3 separate regions of the Homo sapiens genome follow, and regions 2 and 3 are each linked to region 1. The links are chromatin loops, found by intact Hi-C in ENCODE. Cell type or tissue: Calu3. All regions are shown on one strand. Links, peaks and the distances in the headings refer to the core of each region. The heading gives the core; the rest is flanking DNA. Region 1 holds the start of LOC101927829 (a long non-coding RNA gene). Region 2 overlaps ZNF385D (zinc finger protein 385D). Region 3 overlaps LOC107986068 (a long non-coding RNA gene).

What was found. Peaks named below come from ENCODE experiments on the same cell type or tissue, not always from the same donor. Only the 100,000 strongest peaks of a DNase experiment are listed, where the experiment ranks them.
Region 2: a loop joins it to region 1, with 22 times the contacts of the local background. A loop is called at or near these places in 2 of 110 quality-filtered maps.
Region 3: it touches region 1 in a loop (9-fold over the local background); 8 of 110 quality-filtered maps call a loop at or near these places.

The regions. Positions count from the first base shown.
Region 1 is chr3:20,334,300-20,345,491 of GRCh38, forward strand. LOC101927829 (a long non-coding RNA gene) reads left to right here and starts at 8,169. Exons shown (of 5, transcript NR_110814.1): 1 at 8,169-9,737. In Calu3, for the core only: a CTCF peak has its summit at 6,219 (motif pointing right); a DNase peak (open chromatin) is centred at 6,212.
Region 2 is chr3:21,547,029-21,558,220 of GRCh38, forward strand. The region is part of intron 3 of ZNF385D (zinc finger protein 385D); the gene reads right to left. All of the region lies in intron 1 of ZNF385D-AS1 (ZNF385D antisense RNA 1), which reads left to right. Among named protein-coding and RNA genes, the nearest start is that of ZNF385D-AS1, 9.8 kb to the left of the region's middle. RefSeq lists an enhancer at 655-1,479. In Calu3, for the core only: no CTCF peak of the experiment used is centred there; no DNase peak of the experiment used is centred there.
Region 3 is chr3:20,925,351-20,936,542 of GRCh38, forward strand. The region is part of intron 1 of LOC107986068 (a long non-coding RNA gene); the gene reads left to right. Among named protein-coding and RNA genes, the nearest start is that of ZNF385D-AS1, 610 kb to the right of the region's middle. In Calu3, for the core only: a CTCF peak has its summit at 4,865 (motif pointing left); a DNase peak (open chromatin) is centred at 4,901.

The sequences.
Region 1 (11,192 bases), core at 1,990-9,989:
TCATGTTGCTGAAAGAACAGAATTTGGTACCTCTGCTCTCACTTTTAAAGTCTACCTTAATTTCCTAACAATGTGCTGATTACACATAATGGAAGTTTGTATTAGAAAATGAGGAAACATTTAATCAGACATAAAACTTAAAGCAATCAATGGAATAGTTGGTGCCTCAGAAATTGACCCTTTTGTATTTCTCTTTATTTATAACTTCCATTTTTATTGCTCACACTCACTTTTAGCTGTCATTTATTGATGACTAACTTTGTATTTATCAGTTTTCTTTACCCTAGCTCCCTCAGGATCAGTTGCTGAAATAGCCTCCTTAACACCATCTTACGCCTCTGAATGAGCAGGGGTAGAAAAAGAACAGGAGAAAGCAGAAAGCCTTTATTGTTCTTTGTTCAACTAGAATTAAAGTAGGCTTGAAGAAGCCTCGGAGAAGCCATTTACTCTTGTGATCTGAATTCCAGGGTCTCCAGTCTATTCAAGTAAATGCATTTCCATTTGGGAAAGAGTCCCTTGATACCATTCTCCTTCTAGGAGAGATAGTCATTTAACTCCTGCTGAATCCATATTGTCAAGGAACTTGCAGAGTGGAACTTATTTTGGTTCTTTTTGCTTGTGTTGAGAGTACTCTATTGGAAGGTATTATAAGGCGTGGGGAGAAAGAGAGTTAAAAAGAGAAAAAGATTAGTTGGTGTCTGCAGTTTTCATAAACAGGTGGGGCTATGAGCAGAAACTCTCTAAACTGCACATCTGGAAGTAGCATCTGGCATAGTGGAAACAACAAAGCTCCAGTGACTACGAAAGAGATAAAGTAGCAGAGCTTGTTAGGTGTCTTGTAGTTTTAATCCCAGACCTTAAGAACAGAATTACCAACAAGGAGTAATGAAATGTGTTCTAGCATCTTAGGAAACATGGTCAATAGGACTTTAGCCTGAGTGAAAAGCATGTAGACTGTGATAGAAGCAGGAATTGGAGATTGCCGTAAATTAGCTTGAAAGCAGTGGTTCTCTAAGTGATTCCCAGACTGTCATCATCAGCATTACCTAGGAAATTATAAGATATGCAAATTCTTGGTCTCCAGCTCAAAGCTATGAAATCAGAAACTCTGAGAGCAGGGCCCAGGAGTATGTGTTTTAACAAGTTCTCCAGGTGATTCTGATGCATGCTAAAATTTGAGAACCACTATTTTAGGGCATTAGAGCCACTTTTCCTTACTAAGCTACCTTATTGAGGAGCTACCTTCATCTGTCTGTTCCTACAACTGATTGTTCCAGGTCTGTGAATTAATAAATGTGTGGATAGCAGATTCAAAATATGATGGAAAAACTTGGCAAAGCTTTGCTGTTACATTTCATTATTCCAAGACATGAAGTGACCCCTTTCTTGGGTGCTCCTCTTTCTTTTAAAGCCTTATCTACCTCAGTCCCCTGACTCTTGGAAGATGCCATCACTTGTTATATTATGGTGGAACTGCAATGTCCCAAACGGTAGCCACTAGTCACATATGGCTATTAAGATTAAAAATAAAATAAAAAATTTAGTTCTTTGGCCATACTAGCCACATTTCAACTACTCAGTGGTCACATGTGTATAGTGGCTACTGTGTTGGACAGTACAAATATAAGATACTTCTACCATTGCAGAAAGTTCCTTTATTTTTATTTATTTTTGTAGAGACAGAATCTTGCTATGTTGCTCAGACTGGTCTCAAACTCCTGGCCTCAAGCAGTTCCTCCCACCTTTGCCTCCCAAAGTGCTGGGATTATAGGCCTGAGCCACCATGCCCAGCCCCATTGCAGAAAGTTTTACTGGACAGAACTGCTGTAGAATTCCTCTCCTATCACTGATACTAAACTTGTAATCCTATCTGATAATTTTTAGTGTTTCCCAATTTCTTTGGAGTAAATACTCCTATCATGGCCAATTTCATGCTACTAACCTGATGCCACTGAATGTGGAGTTGGGAGGAGATGTACACAATCAACTCTTGAGAGCCAGTATTAAGTGGTTCCAGGTCACCACTGGTTTTGTGAGAGGAATTCTTCCTTGATGGCAGAAAGTGCTGGTTCTGTTCTTTACATTCAAATATCACTTTACAATAAGATTGGCTTTCCAAAAACAACATTAACAGCCTACTAAAAGTGGCCAATAAGTCAATCACCTTAATTATATTTTGGGTGTAAAGTAGGAATATACAATCTACAACTTAAAAAGCCTTTTCTGTGGCAGTTGGAAAACTGCTCAAGTGAATTGGGGCTAGTGTCCTACAGTGCCTGTGCACATGAAACTAAACCATACAAGGTGTTAAGATATACATGTTCTAGTCTGAATTCTATATTGAGTCAATGGTGGTGCTCTAGTGATTAGTTCTATTAGTGGAGGTGTTTATAGTCTATATGGGTTGTGCAGAGTAGGCTGATAAGAGTGACCTGTTCCCAGTTGAAAATGGAAGAGTTGGCTTTTATCTATGAAGTCATGAATGACTTGCAAATATACTATCAAAGATAAGCATGTACTTAACTTTAAAAATATTTGCCATTTGAAAGTGCTTTGAAATTCTTTTTGAAAGATGGAAAATTTTATTTTAATTGCAAGCTAAACAAAACTCAATTGATATGCAGCCAGGGCTAGTTTTTTTAGAATCACAATTAGACTTGGCAGACTTTTTTTCTTTTTTCACCAGCGCATTATCTATTTTTTTTGTTTTGCTTTTTTTTGGGTGATGATGGGGGTTTATGGTCATGAATAAAGATCCTACATCATTAAGCTAACAACTCATCTGTTAGATAAAAATAGATTTTAGTCCATAGATTTTACTCCCCAAATACTTGGAAATGAGAAAACTAAATAATTCTTATCCTATTTCCTTTCCTGAAAAGGAAAACCCCTAACTCTGAATGCCTCTGTTACTAAAACTGTTTCTTAATTGTGACAATCATAACTGGATGAGAGTTATCAGTTAAACTGATGACTTAGTTGAACCCATTTGTTTCTGCAGAAAGATTATCCACATTTGTGTCAAACCAGGTCATTTTCAGGCCCTTGGGAGTCTGCCATTCGAATGCTTGTCCAGCTGAAGCTGGATGTCCTTGAATGACAGCTGCTAAAAATTCAATCAGTAACTGGTATCCAAATGTCAGGGGGAGCACTGCAAAGTGGGGACAGGCTGAGACAGTCTGTAGGGTTTGATTTTGGGTAGTCAGAGTTTAAATTTGACTTAGAAAAAAAGTAAATCAGCATCTTTAATCCCCAAACATTACGCATCATCTAGTCAGTAGACTTCGTAAAGGTCAAGCAATCAATATGGTTGGCATCAGCAGAGATAGGTTACAGGAGTTGATTTTTATTTCTCGAAATTGTTTTTTATATTCCAACATACAAAAAGGTAGGCAGACTGTCAGGTAGAGTAAAAGAATTTGTACTAATAGTGAGATGAGCTGGTCCTTGGTCAAGGGGCTACATTAATAGATGCAGTGGACTTGGAAAGAAATGGGGTTTCTCAAATTGCATTTATATTTGTCTTTGTTAAGGGTTTAATATTTTGAATGCACACCTATCCTTTGGGGGAAAATTGGGCTGCCTGGTATATCATCAATCCAGGAAGATGGAAATGCCAGAAGCATATGTTTCATCATGTTGTTGCTTCTAGTCTTGACTTAGACTAGGAAAAGAAAAAAAGAAGAAAGAAACAAGATTAATTTTTTGCCCTTGCTGTTTGCAAAATCTCTTGGAATATAGTAAAGAAAATATAATTATTGAAAATATTAGGTTCTTCCATGAAGTTACATTTATTTATTTACAAACTGAGGGAAGAGGGGCCTTATAATATTTTCAATTTGTGTATTATTTCTAGAAAAGTAACTGAACAGTTATGGAATGAAAAAATTATTTAAAAATCTGAGAAGGAAGGAAATAATGACAGGTGGTTAGAACCTTGTCATTGGAGAACTATATAGTCATGATATAGGCCAAGGTTTCAGCATGGGCATTTCCAAGCCAAAAAAAAAGTGTTTGTTAGTTCCTTCTTACAATTAAAAAAATGTCCACATAGTATGTGTGTTTTAATTTTCACCTAGAAAGATGCCTATTGCAATTGAACAAAAAATTAACCTATAGTGGCCTAATATTTAATCTTATTTTATTGATCAAGAAATTAACCTAGAGTACCCTAAGTTTTAATCTTATTTCAGCACACATTACTAGAAAAGTTCTTAAAAATATAGATGAGAACTGTATATATTTCTTGACCAAAAATTGTGATATAGTAGGAGAAAATATTAGGGAAAATTTCCTGCTTTTTCTTAAACTCTAGACTGCTCTTGAATGAATTTTGTACAAGAGAGCAATGAGAAACTGATAGCACTAGATGGAAATTTATGTCTTATCCAAAGGCTCTGGTATAACATCTTCAGTTAGCTGGGGGGCTCCAGGTCTCACAGAAACAAAAGTCCTTAAGGTTTAAGAATTTCTTCTTTCTTAAATATTTCCAGGACAACCTAGAGACCACTGTTAGTAGATCATCCATTGAGAAGGGTATATGTGAAATGTGAGAAAGTGGAGAGTTACCCATTGGATTTCAATGATTTTCTGGGCCTGTAGTAAATTACAGTTGTGGCCTCAGTTCTTTACCCATCACTGTATGCACATGTTTTGCTCTGTGGCTGCATTTTCTCTCAATGAAAAGATAGAGTCTCTTTCCCTTGAATTTGGGCTTACTTGTGAATTGCTTTGCCCAACAGAATGCAGCAGAAATGACAGCATGACATTTCTGAGCCTAGGTCTAAGAAGGCATTGCATGTTTCTGTCGTCTGGCTGAGAACACTGCTATGAGAACGTTACTGGCCTAGCTTCTGCATGATGAAAGACACAGTCTCATCAGCCCCAGAGTAGTATCAGCGGAGCCATGTAGTTGACAACTCCAGACATGTAAGCAATAAATGCTTAATGTCGAATGCTGCTGATGTTTCGTGGTTGGTTGTTATGCAGTGTTATTGTGACAATAATGCCACAATATAGCTTAGGGGATTAGTTTCCAGATGGATTATACATATAAAGTTCTGATAATTTTTCATGGAAATCTTGATACTTCATTAAAATAAATAAGAAGTCGTTGCTTAGCTCAATCACCTACCATGGGACATTTATCTACTGATTTGATTTGATCTGGGGGCAAAGGTTTCAGCCTTCAGCCTGGTAGTAGCCATATGCAAATGTATTTGTGTCTCTCCCAACCTGACAGATAAACAGACAGGCATCTAGAAGTTATCAAGTAAATACTTAGATGGGATTCTTGTGTTCAGTGTGAGTGTTCTCAAAATTTCAGTAAAGAGTTCTTTCCCCTGGGACATTAGATGTGGCTTAATAATGGCCACTAGTATATTTGTATTTGCAATCAGGCACAATGAACAGAATTGCTCCCAGGTTATCATTTGGGAATTTAAACACACTCTTTTTCTTTTGCCAGGTCCATTTCTGGCATGTATGGAATGAATCAGTGTGCCATCCTTTTAAGGCCCATTCATTGTCTTCTGGTTTTATTTTACGTCCATTTCTTCCTCTTACTAGAGAAAACAATTGAATTTTGTGGAAGCCCCAGGGGTTTGTGAATTTCAGAGGGACAGGGTTTTACCTGGAAAGAGAAAGGATTTTTGATTGAAAATAGAGGCTACTTATGACTCATTCAAAGGAGTTTTTCCTCTCCTTCATCTTATTTGCCTAGTGATTTTGTCTTATATGACACTTTGGAGCCTACTGTGAGATGACTGCTTCACACTGGATCTTTTTCAAATATTTTTCAAGGACAAACATCCTTCCTACAGGTTTTCTCATCTGTAATGATTGTCTTGTCTGGGGATTGTATTCTGATTAATTCAACGTTAGCTTTCTCACTGCTTCAGTGGATTCCAAATTTGTCATAGTTAAAAAAAAATTCTCCTGGGAAGTTTTATAAAAGAAGTTGGTGAAGAGAGGGCTTAGGATTTATTCTGCTGACCAATCTTTAGAATGTGGTAGGGGACTGAGGCACACAAAAAAGAAAAATGGAAGGAATGCCCAATTCTTATGCATTCTCATAGGTCAGGCATAACTCAGGAGTTTTGCAGAAATTTCAGTGATTGTTGCTCACATGGAGGTTTTACCCTGCAGTCACCATCCAATTGAGCAAAAAGCAGTTAAAAGGATGCAATAAGGGATTCAGCCAGCAGAGGGCGGGAGAGCCACACCCAGTTGCTTGGACCAGTTACACACCTCCAAGCCAACTCGTTCTGAAGACACAAGCCTTTTTTTTGGTAAGCGTTTTGCTTTCACTAAGTCCCTTCTGACAGAATGGGCAAGAGTCAATCTGCCCGGAATTGAATACTGGCTGCACCATGCGCTAGCTTCATCATCTTTTTGTGCCTGATTATTTCTCATTGGAAAAATGGGAAAAGCATAGTCATGGTGAGGATGTCATAAGGGTGTTGCGAAGATGATGAAGTTAACTTATGTAACACATTCCAAACAGTGCTTGGTAACTACTTGATAAATATTATTTAATAGTATTATAGGCTATCCCTTTGCCTTCTGTCTTCCATCCTCCCAAGTCTGAATGCAAAAATAAATTAATATGGCAATAGGTTATGTGGGCTGATTCCTCTTCACTCTTTGAAACTCATCTCAAAAAGCGCAACATACCTTCGTGATATTTCTGCCAAAAATGCTTATGCCAAATCTAACCGCGAGAAACAGTTTAGAGTAGTTCCAAACCAGAGACATTCTACTAAATTCAGGGACATTTTTTTTTTTTTTTTTTTTTTGAGAGACAGAGTTTTGCTCTTGTTGCCCAGGCTGGAGTGCAATGGCACAATCTCGGCTCACCACAACCTCCACCTCCTGGGTTCAAGTGATTCTCCTGCCTCAGCCTCCCGAGTAGCTGGGATTACAGGTGTGTGCCACCACGCCCGGCTTATTTTGTATTTTTAGTAGAGACGGGGTTTCTCCATGTTGGTCAGGCTGGTCTCGAACTCCCGACCTTAGGTCGTCCGCTCGTCTCGGCCTCCCAAAGTGCTGGGATTACAGGCGTGAGCCACTGTGCCCAGCGTAAATTCAGGGACATTCTACTAAATAACTAGACTCTGCACTTTAAAAATTACAAGGTCATGAAAGACAAAGAAAGAATCTGAAACTGTTCCAGATTGTAGGATACTAAAGACACATGAAAGCTGAATGCAGCATATGAGCTGGGGATTTCTTCTGCTGTAGAGTACACATTGGGACAATTGGTGAAATTTGAATAAGGTCTGTAGATAAGATCGTAGTATTGTATCAGTATTGATTACCTGATTTTGTTACTTGTAGGCTACAGAAGAGAATGTCCTTGCTTTTAGGAAATATACACCAGAATCTTCAAGAGTAAATGGGGCATCATAATTTCTGTAAGTTACTCTCAATTTTTTTTTTTTTTTTTTTTTTTTTTTTTTTTAGACAGAGTCTCTGTTGCCCAGGCTGGAGTGCAGTGGTACGATCTTGGCTCACTGTAGCCTCCACACCCTGGGTTCAAGGGATTCTCCTGTCTCAGCCACCCAAGTAGCTGGGATTACAGGCGTGCACCGCCATTCCCAGCTAATTTTTGTATTTTTGATAGAAACGGGGTTTCACCATTTGACTAGGCTGGCTGGAACTCCTAGTCAGGACTTCAAGTGATCCACCCACCTCAGCCTCCCAAAGTGCTGGGATTACAGGCATGAGCCACCGCGCCCAGCCCCAAATTTTTTTTGAAAAAAGAAATGTATATTTGTGTGTGTGTGTTTGTGCGTGTATGTGCATATCTGTATGTAAGCATATTTGATATAATAGCATTTAGTACATCTGGTTAAAGGGCATATGAGAATTCTTTGTAGTGTTCTTGCAACTTTTGTTAGCCTGAAATTACATCAAAATACAAAGGTAAAAAATAAAACCATAAATAAAAAATACAATCCCAGCTCTCAGGATGCCTCCTTCTTTAATAGTTTTCCCTGATGTCCCCTGCCTTACCCTTTGCCTTAGGTGGGTTAGGAGCCCTGGCCCTGTGTGCCCTCAGTCTGTAGCTTCTCTCTCTGTCACAGCACTGTATTACACTGTATTGTGACCACCTGATTATGTCATTAAACTATGAGCTGGGACAAAGAAGGCAGGGGTGCTATCTCATTCAACTTTGTATCACCTGAGCTTAACTAACACCTGGCACAGAGAAGAAACATATTAAGGATTTGCTGAGAGAATAAGATAGTATAACTTGGTCTTATATCTAAGGTTTGATTTTCTAGGAACCTATAGTGAATTTTAGGCTTGCTTTTCAGTTTTTGTAGCAGGGATGTAGCACAGGTTTGGGACTCAGCACACCTAGTCTGAAAGCTGATTTCTGTCACAGCATGCATGAGGGACAGTCTCTTCAGTTTATTTATACCTTAGTGCTGTGATTCTCGAGCTTATAGACACTGTGAGGACAGAATTTTAGCTCTTTAAACAAAGGGGGGCAAATATACAGTGACCTCTATCTATGTAGGTATTTAACTGAAAGGAATTCCAGGGCCAAGTGTGTCTACTATTAAAAGAAACGTACTTTTCTTACAATGTAGTCCCTGAATGCAAATCATGGTTTTATCTGGTGGGCAACTGAAGAAACAGCAATCTGAACTGATATGGGAGGCAGACCTCACTGTAACAGGATTAGTGAGAAACAGTGTTTGTGGCTCTTAATTGCTCATTTTTTTTTTTTTAATGGGGGATGTTAGGGATTTTCTAAGGGCAGGTTTATCCATATGCAGAGTTGATGTTAGGATGTAATACCACAAAGATGTAATTAACTCCTCTGTTTGTGGTCTCCATGTTAATTCACTCTCATAAGAGGGTATGCAGTGTGGTCACTATTCTACCACCATTTTTAAGAAAAAATTTAAAACTATTTTTTATCTTCCAAATTAAATATTTTGCTATTTGATAAGTTAACAATGCAACAGAAAATCAATATAACTTTTATCTTTACCAGAAGCCATAAAAGTCTATCTAGGAAAATTTCAGATGTGTGAACATGGCTTTAGAGAAGGAACTCAACTACAGACTATAAGAAATGTAAAACCAAGCCAGGTTCCTGTTGTGGTCCTTTATTATGACCTGGTGACCTAAGCTAGAGAATCACAGCACTAAGGTATAAGTAAACCAAATAGCATGCATTGGCTTTAGTTCAGAAGGGGATTTTTGTGCAGAAAATAAATTGAAAGTAGGGCCTCTGGCCAGCATAAACAGATAAGAAAAAAGTATGATTCCCTACGTCTCAAAAATGACTCCTTCACACATCCCACCAATCAAAGATCCATTTGGAATAACAGGTCTTCTAAAAGCTGCCATAGAAGTTAAGCCTCCTACCACCTATACTTCTGTGTGAATTGATTTAGTCTGGAGGCATTTTGATTGCTTTTCTCCTAACACCTAACTTAGAAGGTGAAATAGAGGTCTTGTTTGGAGGGAATTGAAGAAGGAAAAGGAAAGGGCAATTTCAGATCAAGGGATATGTTGGAATGGTGGAAAAGTAGGATCATTAGGACAGCTGGGAACAGTCTTTTAGTTCTTGGAAGCCAGGAAAAAGATGTAGAGAGAAGGGCAGAAGTGGTCAAGGCTCCATGAAAAGGAGGATGTAGCAGTCAAATTGGATGTCGACCATGCAACAATGACGTCAGGAACCCTGCTTGGTATACCATCTGTACCTGTCTGTACAGGTCAGTTCTGTAACTGTCTGCCTCGAAGAATTGCCTGGCTTGTTTCTCTCAAAGAATGGACTCTAGCTTATCTATAATAGAATATACCTATGTTGGTGGTCAATAAACACTAATTTAATTAAACCTGTAATGCTTTTGAGACTTTTGCCATATCTTCTGTTATTTGGGACCTCACCACCTGGAACTTGATTTTGCAACAAAATTCAAAAAATACTTGGCCAAAACTAACTTCCCCTGAACTTGACAAATAAAATGAACAATTCAAGAACAGCCAACTGAGTAATTCTGGTATATAAACTGTCACTATTAAATGGCTTATTTATCGAAATAGCATTCAATCTTACATGGGCATTCAAGAATTTTAGGAGAGACAATGGATATTTCTCCAAACCCTAAAAATCCCATAAAGCAGGGGCAGCAGGACAGAAAGCTTTTATTCTTGTCAAAATCAATCTTGACTTTGGTACATCACAATGGCTGCATGACAATGTCACATTCTTGTCCACTTAGGTAAATGTGTTTGGCTCACTTGGCCATCATTCTGGAATTAAGAGCCTTTGCAGTATAAAACCAAGATTTGAATAACAGTAAAGGTCAGAGCTCAAAATTAGAAAGAAAAAAGACAAGAAATGGCTGATAGGAGGTTGGCACAGACATGAAACCTGATCATGCTGAAAGCACTTGGGGAGGGAGAGAAAAGGGAAACTTTGAATGAGTAATAGAGAATAGCATGGTGTATATACCATATTTGTAGATTTCTTAGTTATCTGTTGTATGGTTCCTTCTGACACCACTATAAATAACTTCCTGAGACTGGGTAATTTATAAAGAAAAGAGGTTTAATTGACTCACCATTCTTCATGGTTGGGGAGGCCTCAGGAAACTTACAATCATGGCAGAAAGGGAAGCAGGCATGTCTTACATGGCACGTGGAGAGAGAGAGTGAGTGTGAAGGAGGAACTGTCAAACACTTATAAAACCATCAGATCTTGTGAGAACTCACTATCATGAGAACAGCATGGAGGAAACTGCCCCCATGATCCAATCACCTCCCACCAGCTCCCTCCCTTGACACGTGGGGATTATGGGGATTACAATTTGAGATGAGATTTCGGTGGGAACACAGAGCCAACCAAACCATATAATCTGTCCTCTGCTCCTAGATTTTTCCCTTAAAAATGCTCAGGATAACTTATTAGAAGAAATGCCCTTTTAGGGAAAAATAAAAGTTTAAATCAGGCTGGTACATTCATTTATGGATCAGTCCAATTCACCTTATTCAGGTCTGCATCTTCTCTCCTTTGAATAGCTATGATCATCCTGTAACTGCTGATGCTGCCTCATTGCTCTGCTCCATTGCCTCACCCCAAGCTTTCAAAGTCATCTCCTACTCTACTCCAGGGTAATTTTTCTAAAATGCAAATACTGTTGTTTGGCAGCTCTACTTAAAAGCTT
Region 2 (11,192 bases), core at 1,263-9,262, 1.2 Mb after region 1:
CATTCATCTTCTGCCTGTATCCCTTTAGAATGCATGCTGAAACCCTGGGACTCCTTTGAAAAATGCCTTTTTATTCCTTTCTCCTCGGATCCTCTCTTCACTGATATGTAATTGTGTCTCTGTACTATGGGAGACTCCCCTCAGATGAAGCCTCCAAACTGGAAAGAGTTAATTTCCCAACCCTTAAACTGGTTGGTTTAGGATTGGGCTCAGGAGAAGGGAACCCAGAAGCCCAACCTGCCAGCAAAAGCATAGTTTTTTAACCAGTCGGGCTTTTGGCCTCCCTCTCCCTGTGCAAACTGGTAAAAGGCCTTGGAATTTTTTAGCTGTTCTTACCCCTCCCCTTGTTTCATTTAAATACATGTTTTCTAATAACCCAGTTTGTCTGTTCTTGCCTTCAGGACATCAAACTCCAAACAGTCATTCAACCAGAGCGTCTGACGATAGCCCCTTCTGCTGGGACCCCTTAGGCCTCTAGGGAAGCTCTGACTGCCGCTTCCCCAAAATAGCGCCTCCTGTTAGCAGAAAGCAGTTAAGATCAGTCTTCGTTCTTATTCTAAGGGCAGTTAGATGTACTTTTTGTTTTGTTTTGTTTTTTTTTTTTTGAGACAAGAGTCTCGCTCTGTCTCCCAGGCTGGAGTGCAGTGGCATGATCTCAGCTCACTGCAACCTCTGCCTTCCAGGTTCAAGCGATTCTCCTGCCTCAGCCTCCCGAGTAGCTGGGACTACAGGCACCCGCCACCATGCCCGGCTAATTTTTGTATTTTTAGTAGAAACGGGGCTTCTCCATATTGGTCAGGCTGGTCTTCTGACCTCAGGTGGTCCACCCCCCTTGGCCTCGCAAAGTGCTGGGATTACAGGTGTGAGCCAATGCACCCGGCCACACGTACTTCTTTAGATGGAGGAATGAGACAGCCAGGTGGGAGGGGGTCCCTGGAGAAACTCCAACCAGCCTGTCCACTGAGCTGTAACCTCGGGAAGTTTGTAGTGGGGAGGAGCCTGGCCCCTCCTCTTCCCGTGTGAAACCTGGGATTAGAAGGGTGGTGGGAAGCGCTCTAACAGGGGACTCTGGCCTTGCAGAGGAGCCCCATTTCTCTTTTCACCCAATAAAACCCTGCTTTACTCACCCTTTACGCCATTTGGGAGCCTAAATTTTCGTGGCGGTGATATGGACAAGAACCCAGTCTTTAACTGAACTAGGGAAATATGCTGCAACACCACCACACCTGGCTGATACTGTTTCTACCTTCATTTCCTTGTCACAGCAATGAGGAAAAATGTTTCTGGTTTTGAGTGCTTCTTTCATTTATTCATGCAACATTGATATCTAAGATTTTTAGAGCCTTCCTAGCATTAATGCCTTCTTGCCTCATTTTCTGGGAACCCATGGAAAACTTTTAGTTTGTTTAATTGGAAATATATCTCTTGCTTCACTACTGCATTTTATCTTCCTCCTCATATTCTGTGCTTCCAGTTTTACCCATGCTTAATCCTCTTCTCAAACTCTTTGCATTTAATGAAATAGACTCTCAACACAGATTCTCCTGTTCCCTTCCATACTTACGGTATTAGTAATGTCCTTTAAGTGGCTCTCAATTTTTAAATATGTTTCTATATCCCAGCAATTCCTGAACATGCTACTGATATCCACCTTGAATAACTTCTGTATTGTGTGCAGAACTTAAGTGACTGATGGTCTTAGTTGAAAACTATCAGCTGATGTCAAGGCAAGTCTCAAAATAAATTTCTCCTAGGGCATGTCCCCTGATATCATACATAAAAACATTATGTTAGGGAACTTAGGAGCCCTATTTCTTGTCCACCTAGCTGTTTCAGTAGCCTATTGCCCTTGAAAAAGTCAACTAAATATTTTGGTCTTTGGTTTCTCAACCTATACAATGTACAAATAGACATCACTATGGTTTGTATGATTTTATATCAAATACAAAACAATTTATGAGTTGTTCATAATACTCTATAGAAATGTAAATATCCCCTTGTTTATTGGAGGTTATGAATGTATCTACTGGTCACATGTAAAGTCAACTTTGCCTTTTTAGATATTCAAGGTCAGATTTTCCATGTCTAAGAGAAGTTGATAGAAAAAATGAATATTATTACTTTGTAAAGAAACCCAGATAAATACAAACTTAATAAAGATTTCTCCTTTCTTAGTCTCTTCCTCATTTCATCCTCAGATGAAACTCTGGAGGATCAAAGCCTGATTCGAAGAGTCCTGAAATGACCTAATATTGGGGTTTTATTTTTAAAAGCCTGCCAAAGAAGCACACTGCTTAGGTAGATTCCCGTGCTCTTGGCTGGCTCATTTTCTCTTGAAATCCCTAGCAGCTAAACCCAGTATTTTTTGCTCTGTCCTTCTGTTCAGGTTTTGTTATCTGAGAATTCCTCACAGAGTTGGGGGTTCCACTCAAGAGTTAGGAACTAGCAAGGTTGTGAGATAAAATGTGTCCCAAATGCCAACTCAGAGTATAAGCCCTTCAAAAAAGAGCTCCCAGTCACTTGTTTCAAACATAGTGACAACCTATAGGCCATCACCACACTCTCCAGAGCCAGCTTTTCACACAGGGTTGACCTGACAGCCCAACTGAAACTCATCAGGTTCTCAGATGTGTCTCTTCTTTCACACAAGCCGAATGGCCCTGTCAAAGGACAGCTTTTGAAGAAGAAAAAGGACCCAGTGGGAAGGCCATGGTGCTCAGGCCAAAGCTCAAATAACTCTGTGAGTCTTGGAGACTAACACAGGACACTCTCTTATGAAAGAGATGTTTCAAAGCTGCCTGAAAATTTAATTTATAAGTGTGTCCCTCAGAAGATCCTTTGGGATGCAGCGGCAACAACATACTTAAAGAGGTTGATAGCTTTTAATAGACACAGTTTTGACAGGGACAATTTGTCCCTGCATTTTTTAAAAGGAAATCTTTAGAAAATTGCAACTGAGGCCCTCAAAATGGAATTTATAATTTGAGAGAGCTGAATCCTAACCACTAGACCACGAGGGACCATCAAAATGTATAATTTGAGACAAAATATGCAGCTTAAAAACGTAATAGATGCAGTAATTCTCTTTTCCTTTATAAAATTCAAGCATACTTATAAAGAAAATTTGGAAAGTAAAGAAGTAAAAGAATAGTTGACCCCAATACAACCATTATTGGTTTTTGTTTTTCCCACAGCTAAACAGCATTTCCTTTAAACATCAATCCTGTGAATAATACTGATAAGTATTAAGATATATTAAGACATGATTTTAAGAAATTTTAATTATCTAATTTGGTCACTGGAAGCCTAATTTGGTTACTAGGGAGGAAAAAATACTCCTATCAACATCATCATTATATTGACACACTGGTAATGGATGTTAAGACTAAGAGATATGAATTAAATTCAGACACACAGCTTAGTTTTACTACATTTTTATGTTCTAAAATGTGGAAAAATTATATATATTTTTTAGACAGAGTCTCACTCTGTTGCCCAGGCTGGAGTGCAGTGGTGTGATCTTGGCTTACTGCAACCTCCGCCTGCCAGGTTCAAGTGATTCTCCCGCCTCAGCCTCCTTAGTAGCTGGGATTGCAGGCGCGTGCCACCATGCCCAACTAATTTTTGCATTTTTAACAGAGACAGAGTTTCACCATGTTGGTCAGGCTGGTCTCGAATTCCTGACCTCGTGATCCACCTGCCCCTGCCTCCCAAAGTGCTGGGATTACAGTCGTGCGCCACCACTCCCAGCTGATCTCTATTTTATAATACCATTAGAAAATATATCTCAATATATTGTAATGATACCAATGATCTACTTTTGGAGGGCTATCAGGCCTTCAAGCAATGTTATGCTCTCATGAGGTTTCTTCCCTTCTGATTTATCAAACAGTTCCCCAACATAATGAATGCTTGACAGTCCTGAATCATTAAGGACATGTTGTTACTTTATTATAGTTCAATAATATGAATTTCTGTTTACACTTTTGACATGTTTATGCTTGAATTGTTGCGTGTGTCTGAATATGAATAATACCATGTAAGAGAACTCATGAGTTCTTATGAGTGAGTTCTAGCTGCTGAATGGCTTTCCATAGCAGCTGTAACTCCTTCCAGTTAGTTCCATGAGGTAAGAAACCTTCAGGTCTTCTCTCTAGGACAGGCTGACTAAGCAGGAAACACATAGATCTTCCTCCATGCCATTGTAGTAACAACCATTGAAACTTCAGAATGGACTTGCTGCCCTCCCGTGACCAGATGAAGCACAAACAGCAGAGACATGAACATTGTCCTTAGCCAGCTAATGACCACATGGCCTTGTACAAATCTATACTCTCTACATCTCAGCTTTTGCAGGTGAAATTAGGAGTATGTCTCTTCTACCTCTAAAGTTTTATGAAATTCTATTGTTAGGAAGTTAACTGTAATAACACTTAGATGCTACAATCTTATATATCCTTAGTTTGGAATTTGAGATCTTATTTCCTATTCTATAGTGAATCATTGAGTATCCATTCTCTACTTCACTTAATAAGCTTACATCTTGTTGGCCCTCATGTAGTCTTTCAAAGGCACATTACTAATTTGCCTAGGTCACATGGTAATTTATGCTTATTTTAAGATGCTGATAAAATAATTGGACAAATTACAACCCTTCAGTCTTTAATTGGAAGGTTTCCACATAACCCCATGTATGTTTCATATGAATGTCAGGAGATTTGTCAGGAAAAAACCTACACCAGGAAAAGGTAATCTGATTAAAAATGCAAGCAATATTAATTTATGACATTTTAAAAGTTATCTGCAGGGCCAAAAATAAACTGTACTATAAAGGAAACAGTTATGGCAAAATACCAAATGACACAGTTTATGATAGGAAGGGTTAAAAAAATATATAAAAGTTTAGAGGGAAAGGAAATTGAATTTTCATGATACAAAGATGAAAAGAACTACAAACTATTATTTTCATTGGACGGGGAAGAAGCTTTGAAATGTAAAAAGGTTCATAAGGCAAAACTACTTTCCTATGTGATAGAGGATTCAACCAAGCATACAACTGAATTACAATGTTATTTTTCTAGAAAGATTCTAGGTTTAAAAATGGAAACAGAAAGATAAATTCCAGATTTACCTGGAAACAACAAAAGGGCTGTCGCATTGGGCTTAGAAAGCCTTTTCTTGAGTTTAAAATGATCTAATATGTATGTATATTTTGATTTTGGTTATTTAAATAGAGATAATTTTCTTACATATGGATCAATTGATAAATCCAATCAATCTTGACATTTGGTGTCTAAATATTTTGTAAAATTGGTACTTATGGACATGGCTGGTCAATAAGTAAACAAAGTTAACATTTCCAGTACATGAGTTTCTTTTATTCACATATAATGATACAAAGACATTTCTTAAATTTCTAAGAGAGTTTCTACTCTTGTATTTCAATTCTGCAATGATTGTTTGGTTTGTAAAACATAATTTAAAGGTTGGTATGTCATTTATAAAAACATTAGATCTTCTATTGAAAAATAAAACTACAGTGTTTAAAATTTGCACTGAATAGTGAATGATATTCCAGGCTGAAAACAATAGAAAGTATAAGGGCAATTTATTCATATGTGTCAGCTTATATAGACCAAAGAAACTGCAATGAGTTATTTGATAGGGTCATGAAATTCAGTTCAAACCTAAGTCAAACATTCAAATAAAATGGCGGTATCTGTGGTAGACAGAATAATGGCTTCCTAATGCTGTTTAAATCATAATCCCAGGAAAATATGAATATGTTACATTACATGACAAAGGGGAATTAGGTTAGCAGATAAAAATAAAGTTGTTAATCAGCTGACTTTAAAATAAGGAAATTATCCTGAATTACCCAGGTTGGCCCTTTGTGATCACAAGGGTCTGTGAATGTGGAAGAGGGAGGCAGAAGAGTGAGGCAATGATTACACGTGGGACAAACTGAGATGGCCCTTGCTTTTTTTGAAGATGAAATGGGGTCTGGCCCTTGCTGTTTTTGAAGATGAAATGGGGTCACAAGTCAAGGAATGCAGGCAACTTCTAGAAGCTGAAAAAGGCAAGCAACTGGATTCTCCCCTGGAACCTGCAGAAATAACATGAGCCTGTAGAAAGAACATAACCTTGCAGACAACCTGACTTTATCCTAGTGAGACCCATTTCAGACTTCTCACCTTCAGAATGGTAAAGTAATAGACATATCTCAGAAATATTGCAATTTGGTTCCAGATGACCACAGTAAAGCAAGTATCACAGTAATGTTAGTCATGTGAATTTTCTCATTTTGCAATGCATATAAAAGTTGTTTATACCATACTTTATTAACTGTGCAATAATATTATGTCTAAAAATACAATGTATATACTTTAATTTTAAAATATGCTATTGCTGAAAAATGCTAACAACGTGAACCTTCAGCAAGACATAATGTTTTTGCTGGTGGAGGGTCTTGCCTCAGTGTAGATAGCTATTGGCTGATCATAGTGTTGGTGGTTTCAGGTTGAGAAAGCTGTGGCAATTTCTGAAAATAAGACAACAGTGAAGTTTGTTGCATCTAGAACTCTTTTCACAAAATATTTCTCTTTAGCATAAAATGCTGTTTGATAGCATTTTATACACACTAGTACTGCTTTCAAAATTGGGGTCAATCCTCCCAAAGCCTGCCACTGCTCTGTCAATTAGGTTTATATAATACTCTAAATTCTTTGTTGTCATTTCAACAGCGTTCACAGCATCTTCATCAGCAGTAGATTCCATCTCAAGAAACGACTTCCTTAGCTCATTCAAAAGAAGCATCTCCTCCATGAAAGGAGGAGGTTATCTGAGATTTCATCAATTCAATCACAGATTCAAACTCTACTTTTAATTATACTTCTCTTGCTATTTCCACAATATCTACATTTATTTCTTTCACTGGAGTTTTGAAACCCTCAAAGTCATCCATGAACATTGGAAGAAACTTCTTTTAAATTCCTGTTAATGTGGATATTTTGACTTCCTCCCATGAGTTACAAATGTTCTTAATGGCATGTAGAATGGTGAATTTTTTCCAGAAGGTTTTCAATTTACTTGGGCAACATCCATCAGAGGAATCACTATCTATGGTAGCTATAGCCTTAAAAATATATTTCTTAAATAATAAGAGTGGGAAGTCAAAATTATGTCTTTATCCATGGGCTGCACAGTGAATGTAGTGTTAGCAGGCATAAAAACAACATGAATCTTCTTGAACATCTCTATCAGAGCTCTCGGGTTATGAGGTACATTGTCAATGAACAGTAATATTTTGAAAGAAATCTTTTTTTCTGAGCAATAAATCTCAAGAGTGGGCTTAAAATATTCAGTAAACCATGATGTAAACAGATGTACTATCATCCAGCCTTCTTGTTGCATTTGTAGACCACAGGCAGAGATGATTTAGTGAAATTCTTAAGGGCCCTAGGATTTTTGGAATAGTCAGTGAGCACTAGCTTGAATTTAGACACTAACTTCATTAGCTCCTACCAAGAGAGTAAGCCTGTCCTTTGAAGCATTAAAGCCAGACATTGACTTCTCTCTCTAGCTAGGTAAGTCCTAGATAGCATAATCTTCCAATAGAATGCTCTTTGGTTTATGCTTAAAATCTGTTGGGTAGTGTAGCCATCTTTTTTCAGCGGCCTTAACTGGATCTTCTGGATTACTTGCTGCAGCTCCTACATCAGCACTTGCAGCTTCACCGTGCACGTTTATGTTATGGAGAGGACTTCTTTCTTTAAACCTCATGAACCAACCACTTCCAGCTTCAGACATTTTTTTCTCACCTCTGTTAGCCTTCATAGAATTAAAGAGAGTTAGGGCCTTCCTCTGGATTAGGCTCTGATTTAAGGAAATGGTATGGCTGGTTTGATTTTTCTATTCAAACCACTAGCACTTTCTCCATATCAAACATAAGGCTCTTTTGCTTTCATGTCATTCATGTGTTTACTAGAGTAGTACATCTAATTACCTTCAAGAACTTTTATTTTACAGTCACAACTTAGCTAACCGCTTGGCACAAGAGGCCTAGCTTTCAGCCTAACTCTTCTTTTGACATGTTTTCCTCACTAAGCTTAATCATTTCTGGTTTTTGATGTAAATGAAAAGATGTGTGACTCTTTCTTTCACTTGAACACATACAGGCAATTGTAGTTTTTTTTTTTTTTTTAATACTTTAAGTTCTGGGGTACATGTGCAGAACGTGCAGGTTTGTTACATAGGTATACATGTGCTATGGTGGTTTGCTGCACCCATCAACCTGTCATCTACATTAGGTATTTCTCCTAATGCTATCCCTCCCCTAGCCCCCTGACCCTTCGACAGGCCCTGGTGTGTGATGTTCCCTTCCCTGTGTCCATGTGTTCTCATTGTTCAGCTCCCACTTATGAGAACATGCAGTGTGTGGTTTTCTGTTCTTCTGTTAGTTTGCTGAGAATGATGGTTTCCAGCTTCATCCATGTCCCTGCAAAGGACATGAATTCATCCTTTTTTATGGCTGCATAGTGTTCCATGGTGTATACGTGCCACATTTTCTTTAACCAGTCTATCACTGATGGGCATTTGGGTTGGTTCCAAGTCTTTGCTATTGTGAATAGTGCCGCAGTAAACATGCGTGTGCTTGTGTCTTTATAGTGGAATGATTTATAATCCTTGGGGTGTATACCCAGTAATAAGATTGCTGGGTCATATGGTATTTCTGGTTCTAGATCTTTGAGGAATCACCACACTGTCTTCACAATGGTTGAACTAATTTACACTTGCACCAACAGTGTAAAAGCATTCCTATTTCTCTACATCCTCTTCAGCATGTGTCATTTCCTGACTTTTTAATGCTTGCCATTCTAACTGGTGTGAGATGGTATCTCATTGTGGTTTTGATTTGCATTTCTCTAGTGACCAGTGATGATGAGCTTTTTTTCCATGTTTGTTGGCTGCATAAATGTCTTCTCTTAAGAAGTGTCTGTTCATATCCTTTGCCCACTTTTTGACGTTTTTTTTGTTTTTGTTTTTTTTTTTTTTTTTTTGTAAATTTAAGTTCTTTGTAGATTCTGGGTATTAGACCTTTATCAGATGGATAGATTGCAAAAATATTCTCCCACTCTGTAGGTTGCCTGTTCACTCTGATGATAGTTTCTTTTGCTGTGCAGAAGCTCTTTAGCTTAATTAGATCTCATTTGTCTATTTTGGCTTTTGTTGCCATTGCTTTTAGTGTTTTAGTCATGAAGTCCTTGCCCATGCTTATGTCCTGAATGGTATTGCCTAGGTTTTCTTCTAGGGTTTTTATGGTTTTAGGTCTTACATTTAAGTCTTTAATCCATTGTGAGTTAATTTTTGTATAAGGTGTAAGGAAGGGATCCAGTTTCAGCTTTCTGCATATGGTTAGCCAGTTTTCTCAACACCATTTATTAAATAGGGAAGCCTTTCCCCATTGCTTATTTTTGACGGGTTTGTCAAAGATCAAATGGTTGTAGATGTGTGATATTATTTCTGAGGCTTCTGTTCTCTTCCATTGATCTATATATCTGTTTTGGTACCAATACCATGCTGTTTTGGTTACTGTATCCTTGTAGTATAGTTAGAAGCCAGGTAACATGATAACCTCCAGCTTTGTTCTGTTCGCTTAGGATTGTCTTGGCTAATTCTGTGAAGAGAGTTAATGGTAGCTTGATGGGAATAGCATTGAATCTATCAGTTACTTTGGGCAGTATGGCCATTTTCACGATATCGATTCTTCCTATCCGTGGGCATGGAATGTTTTTCCATTTGTGTCCTCTCTTATTTCCTTGAGCAGTGGTTTGTAGTTATCCTTGAAAAGGTCCTTCACATCCCATGTAAGTTGTATTCCTAGGTATTTTATTCTCTTTGTAGCAATTGTGAATAGGAGTTCACTCATGATTTGGCCCTCTGTCTGTTATTGGTGTATAGGAATGCTTGTGATTTTGGCACATTGATTTTGTCTCCTGAGACTTTGCTGAAGTTTTTATCAGTGTTAGGAGATGTTGGGCTGAGACAATTGGGTTATCTAAATATACAATCATGTCATCTGCAAACAGACAAGTTGACTTCCCCTTTTCCTAATTGAATACCCTTTATTTCTTTCCCTTGCCTGATCCCCTGGCCAGAACTTCCGATGCTATGTTGAATAGGAGTGGTGAGAGAGGGCATCCTTATCTTGTGCTAGTTTTCAAAGGGAATGCTTCCAGTTTTTGCCCATTCAGTGTGATACTGGCTGTGGGTTTGTCATAATAGCTCTTATTATTTCAAGGTAGGTTCCGTCAATACCTAATTTATTGAGAGTTTTCAGCATGAAGGGGTTTTGAATTTTGTTGAAGGCTTTTTCTGCATCTATTGAGATAATCATGTGGTTTTTGTCATTGGTTCTGTTTATGTGATAGGTTACGTATATTTATTTGCATATGTTGAACCAGCCTTGCATCCCAGGGATGAAGCTGACTTGATCGTGGTGGATAAGCTTTTTGATGTGCTGCTGGATTAGTTTCGCCAGTATTTTATTGAGGATTTTTGCATTGATGTTCAGGGATATTGGCCTGAAATTTTATTTTTTTGTCGTGTCTCTGCCAGGTTTTAGTATCAGGATGATGCTGGCCTCATAAAATAAGTTAGGGAGGATTCCCTCTTTTTCTGTTCCTTGGAATAGTTTCAGAAGGAATGGTACCACTTCCTTTTTGTACCTCTGGTAGAATTCGTCTGTGAATCCATCTGGTCCTGGAATTTTTTTGATTGGTAGGCTATTAATTAACTGCCTCAATTTCAGAACTTGTTATTGGGATTTGACTTCTTCCTGGTTTAGACTTGGGAGGGTGTATGGGTCCAGGAATTTATCCATTTCTTCTAGATTTTCTAGTTTATTTGCATAGAGGTGTTTATAGTATTCTCTGATGGTAGTTTGTATTTCTGTGGGATCAGTGGTGATACCCCTTTATCATTTTTTAGTGTGTCTATTTTATTCTTCTCCCTTTTCTTTATTAGTCTGGCTAGCAGTCTGTTTTGCTGATCTTTTCAAAAAATCAGCTCCTGGATTCATTGATTTTTTTTTTTTTTTTTGAAGGGTTTTTCATGTCTCTATCTCCTTCAGTTCTGCTCTGATCTTAGTTATTTCTCACCTTCTGCTAGCTTTTAATTTGTTTGCTCTTGCT
Region 3 (11,192 bases), core at 1,818-9,817, 590 kb after region 1:
AACTGTGATTGGCAAATAAGCACCCATGGGGCATATTTAGCCTGCTGCCTGGTTTCATAAACAAATCTTTAATGGAACAAAGCAAGTTAGTAATAGAGTTATCCAAGAAGTATTCTGAAGGCACAATAATAGGAATGCCTATATTTTTGGAAGAATCCAAAATTTGATTCATTATGTGTGTGTGTGTGTGTATACAACAAAGCATAGTAAGTTATGGCATAATAAAACTGCTGCATGGTATACTTATTTGTGAAGTATCTCATGTTGAATTTTATAAAATTACTTGACAAATAAGGGTGAAAGTGATGGGTGTAGTGTAATGAGGATCATTAGAGGTAGTGTCTCAGCTAAGTCATAATAGAGAAGAAGCATAGCATTGGTTTGCAGTTAAGTGAGAATTCAAATCATTTATTAATTTATGGATTATATAAGTATTATATAAAATATCTGTATACGTGTTATACAAATATTACATACATTATATGTATTTATATAATTCATTCAAATATATTATTATATTATTCCAGGCATTGTTACATATGTATGCATTATATATGTATTATGCATATATAATGTATTATATATTATATGTATGTATATATTAGTAAGTCATTTTTTCACAATACTAGATATTAATAGCTATAATATATAATTACATGTATATTAATCTTATGTTTTATAAACCAGAAAGGGAATTCATGAGTTTATTTATATAGATATATATCTTTATAAGAAAGAAGTTCTATAGGAAGGTGCTTAGTGGCCTTGTATTAGTCCATTTTGCGTTGCTATAAGGGAAAACCTGAGACTGGGTAATTTATAAAGAAAAGAAAAGAGGTTTAATTGGCTCATGGTTCTGCAAGGCTGTGCAAGCAGGCACCGGCATCTGCTTGGCTTCTGGTGAGAGACTTCAGGGAGCTTTTACTCATGACAGAAGCCTGAGGGGGAGTAGGCAGACTGGTGATAGAGGGAGCAAGAGAGGGAAGGGGGAGATCCCAGGCTCTTTAAAAAAAACCAGATCTCCTGTGACCTGATTACCACAGAGAGGGTATCAAGCCATTCATGAGAAATCCACCCCATGACCAAACACCTCCAACTAGGCTCCACCTCCAACACTGGGGTCACATTTCAACATATGTTAGGAAAGGACAAATATCCAAATTATATCAGGCCTTATGATAAATACTTTTCTTCTTATTCATTGTAAGTTTTAAAATAATTGTTGTAAGGTTTTTTTTTAAATTTACTTTTTAAAAATTTCTGCTATATTCACATTCAAAAATTATATAAAAACATTAACTCTTCTGCATAGAATATAATGAGGTATCCAGATTAGTGTCAGCCTTGTATCCAAGAACCAGGTTCTTGACTTACTCTTGTGGAAAATGACTTCTCATTGAATCATAGAATGATTTCAAGCAGGCATTCATTATGATTTGATCTAATTTTTGAAAAGAAAGCTTTACAGGCCGGCGCAGTGGCTCACACCTGTAATCCCAGCACTTTGGGAGGCCAAGGTGGGTGGGTCACCTGAGGTCAGAAGTTCAAGACCAGCCTGGCCAACATGGTGAAACCCCATCTCTACTGAAAATACAAAAAAAAAAAAAAAAAAAAAAAAAAGCCGGGCTCAGTGGCTCACGCTTGTAATCCTAGCACTTTGGGAGGCTGAGACGGGCGGTTCATCTGAGGTCGGGAGTTCAAGACCAGCCTGACCATCATGGTGAAACCCGTCTCTACTAAAAATACAAAATTACCCGGGCATAGTGGCATATGCCTCTAATCCCAGCTACTCGGGAGGCTGAGGCAGGAGAATTGCTTGAACCCAGGAGGCGGAGGTTGCAGTGAGCCAAGATCACACCATTGCACTTCAGCCTGGGCAACAAGAGTGAAACTCCATCTCAAAAAAAAAAAAAAAAAAAAAAAAAATTAGCGGAGCGTGGTGGTGCCTGCCTGTAGTCCCAGCTATTTGGGAGGCTGAGGCATGAGAATCGCTTGAACCCAGGAGGCAGAGGTTGCAGTGAGCCAAGATCACATGACTGCACTCCAGCCTGGGCAACAGAGTTAGACTCTGTCCCAAAAAAAGAAAAAAAAAAAAAAAAGCTTTACATTCAAAAAGCATGTCTGACTCCAATGATGATTGTTCTCTTCATGCCCCACTGCATTTGCCTCAAAGCTTAGATTTAGCTCTAGCCTATCTATCTATCTATCTATCTATCTATCTATCTATCTATCTATCTATGTCATCTTTCATCTATCTATATCTATCTATATCTTTCATCTGTCATCCATCTATCTATCTATCATCTCTGTCTCTCTTTCTCTCTCCATATGTATATATCCATAATCAAATGAGGTCAGACATTTCAGAAGTGTCTTCTCAAATACATGTATCCTTAACAGAGCCCTAGAGTCACTTTTTCACAGTCCATCACGTCTCTTTCAGCACTTCCCATCTTTAAACACTGCGAGCACTTCAGGCAAGGCCAGTGTAGCAAAAGTAAAATAAAATACCCTAAAGGATAATGCCAGGTTTGATTTGTTTTTGTGTTTTCCTTCTTCGAGTTGACATGTCCTGTCCCAATATTTGCTTTTGTTCTCACTTCCGATTTTGACGATGGCCATATACTGGACTCATAGCTTTAAGGATTTTTCTACAGCCCCCTTAAATCTCATTTTTGGTCGTTATCTTATATGACTCAATATACTACGTGTTCTCATTTCTGTTCCCTGCTTCTAGACTTATTGCTTTCCCAACGTGTATGTTCTGCTTGAGCATATTTTCTCATCTGGGGATATATAGCTTGAGTTTCTGGGATTGCTGATTTTTGATATTTTATATTTCCTGTTCTTTTAAAGTTATTTACCTTTACAATGAGCAAAAGATGTTTTAAAAATGACTCTTGAAACATAATCATTCCACTAGTCAAGACTTTCCATCATAAACCCTCTCTATCTCCTAATATTAAGCTACTCTTCTCTCTTGTGCGTTGCTCCTTTGCACATCTCAGTGTTGTGATCCTTTACAGCACTTACCTGATCACTGCTCTAATGTGACAGCACCTTCTACAGAGCCTTTGGCTTTAGAGTGAAATTTTACTGGAACTGTGTATATTTACATTTAATATGCTAGGAGAGAAGGAAGAAGACATCTAAACTTTACTTCTCCCTAGAGAATCTTCACATCGTTGCTCATTGTTTAATCTTTACTCTCTGAATTAAGTATGTTGTTAAAGCTATGTTATGTAAAGCAAGGAAAGGGAAAATTAGTTGTTTTTCTAAGAGAGAAGACAAAGATACAGAAAAGAAAAATAATGGGAAGAAAAAAGAGAAACATTTGTTAAATATAATGTATCTTCATTTTTTTGCTTCACTGTCACAAATAATTGATCAGCTTACTTTTATTTTTTAACTCTCTAGGTGTAATATAGACCACTCTCAGATTTTAAAAGTAAGCAGGACTGTGTACAGGAAAGGTTCTAATCATGGTTCAGGAGACAATCAGCTGTGAACTTGAAAAAGTGACTTTGACTTCTTGAGCCTTAGTTTTCTCAACTCTAAAATTATTTCCAAATTATATTACTGGGAATCTTGGATGTTTCATGGAAGGAGGTGTTTGGGGACCCATCCGCAATGATACTCACCAGAGTCACTATATGTTTAACTATTTAGATCTATTGTACATCTGCTTAAGAATTATTCTGGAGGAAAAACTCTACCACTAAAAATGTTGAAGCTATGCCTCTAGACAATCTAAATTTTCTTTCTCCAACATCTTTTGAGTCTATGAAAGCTACCACCTCAAGCGTTATTATAAAACAAGCTGTTGGTACCAAGTCACTGATTTTCAAGTCTGTCTACATATCAAAATCACTTTGGAGGTTGTTTGTTTGTTTTTAATAACAATTCCTACCTTTCCTTTCAAATTATCAAATCAGAGTCCTTATGGTGAGGGCTGGGCAACTGCAGTTTTTTTTGTTTTGTTTTAAACCTATCCTCAGGTCTTTCCCATTGCAAGCAATAGTAAAACCATTGCCTAAGGACCAAAATGTGGACCTAAACTCAAGAAGTCAAATGAGCCCTACCTGTACTTAATATAACTGATAAATTTTTATTGATGTAACAATTTATATAACAAATAAATTATTTTCGTATAACAAGAAGAATCTTCATATAACAAGAAGAATCATGATATATATGATAACAAGAAGAATCTTTATATATCTGCTATATAAATTTTTATATCAAAAACAATTTATCTGTTATAGCAAGTATAGGTACAAATTATATAACAATGTATATAACAGACAAATTCTTTTTGATGTAACAGATAACAATTTATATGCTTTACATATGTTACCTATTCATCCTGAAGACTCTGATTCAGTAGGTCTGGCATAGGCCCTAGGAAAGTTTCGGAAATAAAGCATTAGAATACATTTTTTTTCAACTCTTTTCTTTGTAATGAGCTGTACTTGTAAATCACGTTTTCGTTTATTTGCTTGTTTTTGCCTTTCACACATATTGAGGGTTGTTGGGTGATCCAAAATTTAGCTAAAATTCAAAATAGCTTTACTTAGTATTTAATTACAGATGCATAATAGATAACACCTGTTGAATAATTGCTAGGTACTAGTGTCATAATTGTTTCTTAATGTATTATTTTACCATCATAACAATTCTGTGAGTTAGCTCATTATCATGTCTATTTTACAGATGAGAAAATAAAAGCACAGTGTATACAATGCATAAACAGAAGCTTGCAAAACTAGCAAGTGTCAGACCCGAAATTCAAACCCAAACTCTTCCTTATAATACACAGATTCTAATTTATTTTGTCTCACTTCAAAACGATTTGGAAAGTACTCCTCTGTGACAGTGCTGCCATCATCTGGCAAAGTACCCCCTTCACATGGGAAGAGAGGAGGTGAAGATAGATTAGCAGCAATTGATTCATAAGGCTAAGTGTTACATAAGACGTTTACTCAGACCCCTGGACAGGTAGTATCTTGGGGATGGGAGAGGTAAGGGACAAAAGTAAATTTGTTATTTACTCACTATTTATTTCCACAGGAGCATGGAAACATGCTATGGTTAAAGAACATTTAATAAGCAGCAAGAATGAAGTTTTTGGTTCAGACTTTACTTAGGGACCGAATTCAGAGAAGCTTCTTGTATTTCATATTATTATAAAGGGAAATTTTAAAACTTTATCCAATTTTATAATTTGCTGGAAACATCGAAACTTGGAATTAGACAACAGTCTGTAAATTTGCAAAACCACATTATACAAATCTTTCCTCTACAATGTCTAAGCAGAAAATATTCTTTTATAATATGGAAAGAAAATTTTGTGTACATGAGGACTGATTATTTAGGCTTCTTTTGCTAATCTTACTTTGGCTTGTTAGTCGAAAATTGCACAATTAAATATTCTTTGAAAGCAGTTCCATAGCTTGAAAATATGCTTGTCTTGGACTCCCTGTAACTTCTTGCCTCTATATTACATTAAATGTTGTTAAAACATTTTAAGAAAAAAATGAATCGAGGGTGTGTCTAGTCTTTGGTGCGAATTGGTATTATTTGGTCTATGAAACAGTGAGATCAAGGAAGAAGTTGAGCTTCCATCTGATGCCTAGGAAAGCCTACCCTTCCAATTTGAGTGACTTTATTGATTTCTAGCCCTGGATTTGAGAAGAATGTTTGTAACGTGTATATTATTTTCCTTTGGATGGAGTCATTTTAAGAACATTCTTGCTTCAATAGATTTGATCAGATAGATGTCCATACCCTCAGTTCTCTGAAAGCTGTCGTGACTGGCTTTTTCTATAAATTAATTGTGGAGAATGTCTTGACAGTGTATATGTCATGCTTTTTATACTCCACTTTGCCCCACCCCTTCAATAATGTTTTTTTTCCTTGGCTTATCTCTTGCAATGGTCTCCAAGTTGGTGAGAATGTACAATTTTTGTCAAATAAATGCTAAATGGCCACCAATCCCTCTAATGCTTGAGCTCAGAATACAAATGACCCTGCAGTCCCTCTCTTTTCAAGTCAACTCTTGGGCTCTTTTCAGATTCTATCTGGGCAGGTTTTATGATTCACCTATTTTCTCTCATATCAGCCTGAAAATTCCTGGCATTCACACAATTTTAACTTGATTAAAATTTGGCCTAAATATGTCGGCTGTTCTTTTGGCACAATATATTACCAAGGTGGTAAGGGAAATAAAAGTACTACCTGCAATTTCTCTTAAGTTTGTTGAATGGTGGACTGTGTGGTATATATCTGTGTGAGTATGTTTTTTCCCAATTAGCATATACAAATCTGATTTATTTGCTCTTAAAGTGCCATAGAACTGTTCTGTATGACAACTGTTTATTTGGAATTATTTAATTCAATGAATGTAAACTGATGCATAAAATGATTTACTTGGATGAAAGATAATTATGTGACTAAAGATCCTGATTAATTGTATTATTCAATTCACATCAAATCTGAATCTAAAATGTGAAACCATTTTATTCCATTTAAATGGGGGGGAACTAGGATCATTTTTTTAAGAAATGAGAGTTGAAGACAGGGCCTTTGTTGCTATGATTATGCTTGTGATTTTAATTGCCAAGATATTCATGTTTGAAAAGGATCTGCTGTCAAAGCAAAGAAGCAGTAAATGTTCATAACACTTTTCTACAATGGCAATTACATTGACAATCCATTTTGAGAATAACCATAATGGTTCCATTTAGCGTGTGTTCTGTGAAAGAGCATCAGGGTCAATATCATGCCTATGAAAACTTCTGATATAACAGATACTTCTATTATGTCATTTCCATTGATGTTATGGAAGGAAAAATGGAGACCTGAACCCTGAAATAATGGAACAGGAAAAGAGCCTTTTATTATGCTACTATTATCACATCTGAGAGGCACTCTGGTGGGAAGCCATGCAGCAGAAACTTCTATTTGAACTTTTTAATGCTGTTTTTTAGAAAATTGAAAAGGGGTGGGGAAAACATTGATTTGAAAAAAATACACGAAGACACTCTGGGAAAATGTTGAGTTGTAAAGTCAAATTAGTGACCTAACTCTCTATTATTTCTTTAATGAAGTATTGCTTGGAGACTAGAGGAAGGATAAAATGAACTTTCTGACCCATTTTGATTCTCAAATGATCTGATACAGACAAGCTTTTTAAAAACCGAGAGCAATTAACATCAGCCTTGAAATAAAAACTAAACCAAAATGCAAACACACACACACACACACACACACACACACACACACACACACACCCTAAATAATCCCAATTAGTTTACTGAACTCCAAAATATTTTAAATAGTTTTGTCTTGCTACTTTCAAGAACACTGAAAGTGAAAGCTTTTAGAAGCGAGGTCAAGAGAGGCAAGAAACATTCCTAGACTTCTGCTCTTCCCTTTCAAGGTGGAGGGAGTAAGCCCTAAGGACAGTCTGGCATGTACGTACCTATGTTGGTGTGCTTTCGCGAGCCTCCCTGGCTCAGGAGGGTCAATTTTTAATTTTCAGAAAATTTGCAATTCAGTTGTTCAACAAAACCATAATTTGAAAATAAACTATGTAAATATGAAATTAAATGATATTGAAAACAAAAGTAATAAATATTCAAACTCATCTTTTTCCAATTAGTTTATTATATTTTATGACTATCTATGCCCTTGAGGTCATTTATATTTATTGTATCTGTATGTAGAAGATACCATAGAATGGTATGCTACTGCACATTTCTTCCCAGCACTGTATTATGATGTCTTGGTAGCTTGAAACTAAAAATGGTGAGAGTATTTGAAAATGGTCAAGGTAGTAGTATTTACACCACAGATATCAGATATCGGCAAATGCTACAAAGTCTTGATTTACTGTTTTGTTGATGGTCTAGACTTAAGAAAGTGCTATATGATGTTAATAATTCAGATTAAATTTAAAAGTGTGTGGTGTGTATAGCTATTACATTGCTTATAAGTCTGTAGGTTGCCTGAGAGTTAACTGCTGTAGGCTGAGCTCAGCTGATCTTGGCTGGGCTCTCATGTGTCCACAGGCTGGTTGGAAGCTTTGTTTTAGTAAAGGCTGAGCAAAGCCAGCTTATATACAGCAGCTCTGCTTCTCACGTAAGGCTATTTGGGACACCTTTGGTTAAGGCCCTTTTTTTCATTCTGGTCATTGAAAGCAGCCTAGTAAGTACAGGCTTATATACGTATGCTGCATGGTATGCCTCCTTTCCCTGGGTGTGCAGACTTGCTGGGAGGGCTCTTAGGGAACGTAGATATGTATTTGTTTGGCATATAGGTGTTGTTCTGAAACCAGTAGGCAAACCCAGGCATGTCTTTTGATGGCCATGGCTTTTTTAAGCATCTACTTAACAAAACGTTTGCTAATGTTTCACTAGGCAAAGCCAGCAATACCATTTAACCCAGACTCATAAAATAGGGAAATATGCTATACCCATAGGGAGAGGGCATTGTAAAGGCTTTTTGGTAAAGAAGTGTACGTGAGGGAAGTGAGTATGTGAGGCTAATGCCACCTACCTCAGACACTGAGGCTGAATGACCAATAGCATTGGAAGAAAACAGAGAACGTGCTGTCCTGGAGGCAAATGAAGAACATATATGAAGGAAAACATGATCTTCTATGTGAAATGTTGCTAATAGGTCAAGTAAGATGAGCACTGAGCATTGAATGTTAGAAGCCATTAGTGACCTTTACAACAGTTTCGGTACAGTGATGGGGATGAAATTCTGATTGGTGTAGATTTAGGAGAGAATGGAAGGAAATTGGAAAGAATGATTATAAAATAATATTTTCATGGATTTTAGCTGCAAAGGAGCATAGGAAGGATAGACTAGTACCTGCCTGAGATTGGGGTCAGAAAAGATTTTGAAGTTATTTTATTTATTTTAATGTGAGATAAATAATAGCAAGTTTTATATGTGGTGAGAATCACTCAGAAGATTGCTGCTCTGCAGCAGGGGTCCCCAGACCCCTGGCTGTGGACCAATACTGATCTGTGGCCTGTTAGGAACCAGATTGCACAGCAGGAGGTGAGCAGCGGGCAAGTGAGCATTACCACCTGAGCTCCACGTCCTGTCAGGTCAATGGTGGCACTAGATTCTCATAGGAATGCAAACCCTCTGTGAACATTGCATGTGAGGGATCTATGTTGTGTGCTTCTTACGAGAATGTAACTAATGCCTGATGATCTGAGGTGAAAGAGTTCCACCTGAAACCATCCCCCTCCACCTGCTGGTCTGTGGAAAAATTTTTTCTTCCATGAAACTGGTCCCTGGTGTCACAAAGTTGAGGACCACTGCTCTACATAGAGCAGAGTATTGTTGGCATGAAGTTTTTGCATAAGCAGAAGAGAGAGAATCTGGTACACAGTTGGAGATTTGTCTTTAGGTGGATCCTGGGGAGTTTATAGTAGCAGAAGAGAGGGTAGAATATGCTGGTATTGAAGAAACGTGGTTATGTGAGTCTAAAGAAGCTCCACAGACTTCTAAATTCTGGAATTGTGTGATGTAAAACAGAAAGGACTATTAGCATAATTATCTACAGCTGATAACATTACTGTATTATTACTACTGAATCGTATCCTCCCAAAATTTTCACTTTCTTTGGCAACTCTCAGTTTTTCTTTTTGTGATTTTCAGCTAGCATATGTATACACTGGGTGTCAGCATAAAAATGTTCCTCCCTCTGCTCCAAGGACAAAAAATCATATTAAAGCACATTCATTTCTAAATGTTGCTTTATACCTGAGAGTTTAAAAGTATTTTTATACCAACTGAAACCAAATTCATGGTTGAAATTACTCTTGAAGTATCTCTTCAGGATTTAACATCTGAAACATTCATTGACATGAATCAACCACTGATAGCGATTGGCTATTAAGTTTTCTTTTTTGCAGTAACTAGGGCTTGACTGACTCAATGGATAAGAAGCCCCAAGTACTTGTAGCAGTCACACACACACACACACACACACACGCGCACACACACACACACACACACAAACACTAAATTAGGAGAAAAATAAAAGCTAAGGATGAACAAAACATCTCAATATCATAAGACCTAAGTGGAATTTGCTAAAGAATGCTATTTGTTCTCCTTATTATGAATTTTATTTTCAAAAAGCAACAAAAACTGTAACTGTTCTCAAGTATTGCAGTATTTAACTAGAGCCTTTTCATATTAAAGTTGCAGAATCTATACTTTATTATTTTTTTTATTCTGCCAGAAATGAAAGTGGCCTCTAGCAATAGTCAGGGGTGACCTTGTTTTCGGACCAGATTGCTTAGCCCAGTGTTTGAATGAAAACAGATAATGCTACGATGTAAATCTGTTCTAATAATAAAAAATTGGAGATAGTGAAAGGTGACAGATGGATTTCAAACTAAAGTTATAAAGAAATCCATCCTCCATGAGTTTTGGCATTTAAACAACAAATTCTATGCCAGGGATAAGAAGGGCATTTGGGACACCTTTGGCCAAGGCTCTTCTCTTCATTCCGGTCATTGAAACCATCCTAGTGACTACAGGATTACATACCTATGCTGCATGGTATGACCTCAGCCTGACTCCTTTGCCAAGCTGTGCAGACTTGCTGCGAGGGCTCTCAGGGCCCTTAGGTATTTGTTTGGGTAGAGATACCACAATGTTTTCTAGCTCTGTCTTGTAGCCTGCTATTAAGAAATCATTTGAATGACTGCTTTAAAGCTGAGCTGTCTTTGAAAAAATTTTGAAATTTATGTCTTTTACCAAAAAAAGGCATAACCTTTAAAATTAAAACCAGCCTTCCAAATGAGCTAAAACTATTTTCTCTTCATTTTGACTAATGAAGTCATGTACCATATACCTTTTGCCAAGTCATGTATAAGGAAAATAAAATAGAGTTTCCTTAGAAAGGAACTGGGCAGTTATATGCCAAGATTGTTCATGACAATGTCTGGAGACATTTTTTGTTTGTCAAAATGATGTAGAGAACTTGCTCCTGACCTCTGGTGGGTGGAGGCCAGAGATGCTTCTATACATTCTACAATATATAAGACCCCTCCACCATTCCCATACCATCACCAGGAGAAAAAATTATCTAGCCCAAAATATCAAAGGCTCTTGCTGAGCTTGAGGAACTCTCTGTAAGATGATAATCATGTCAGATC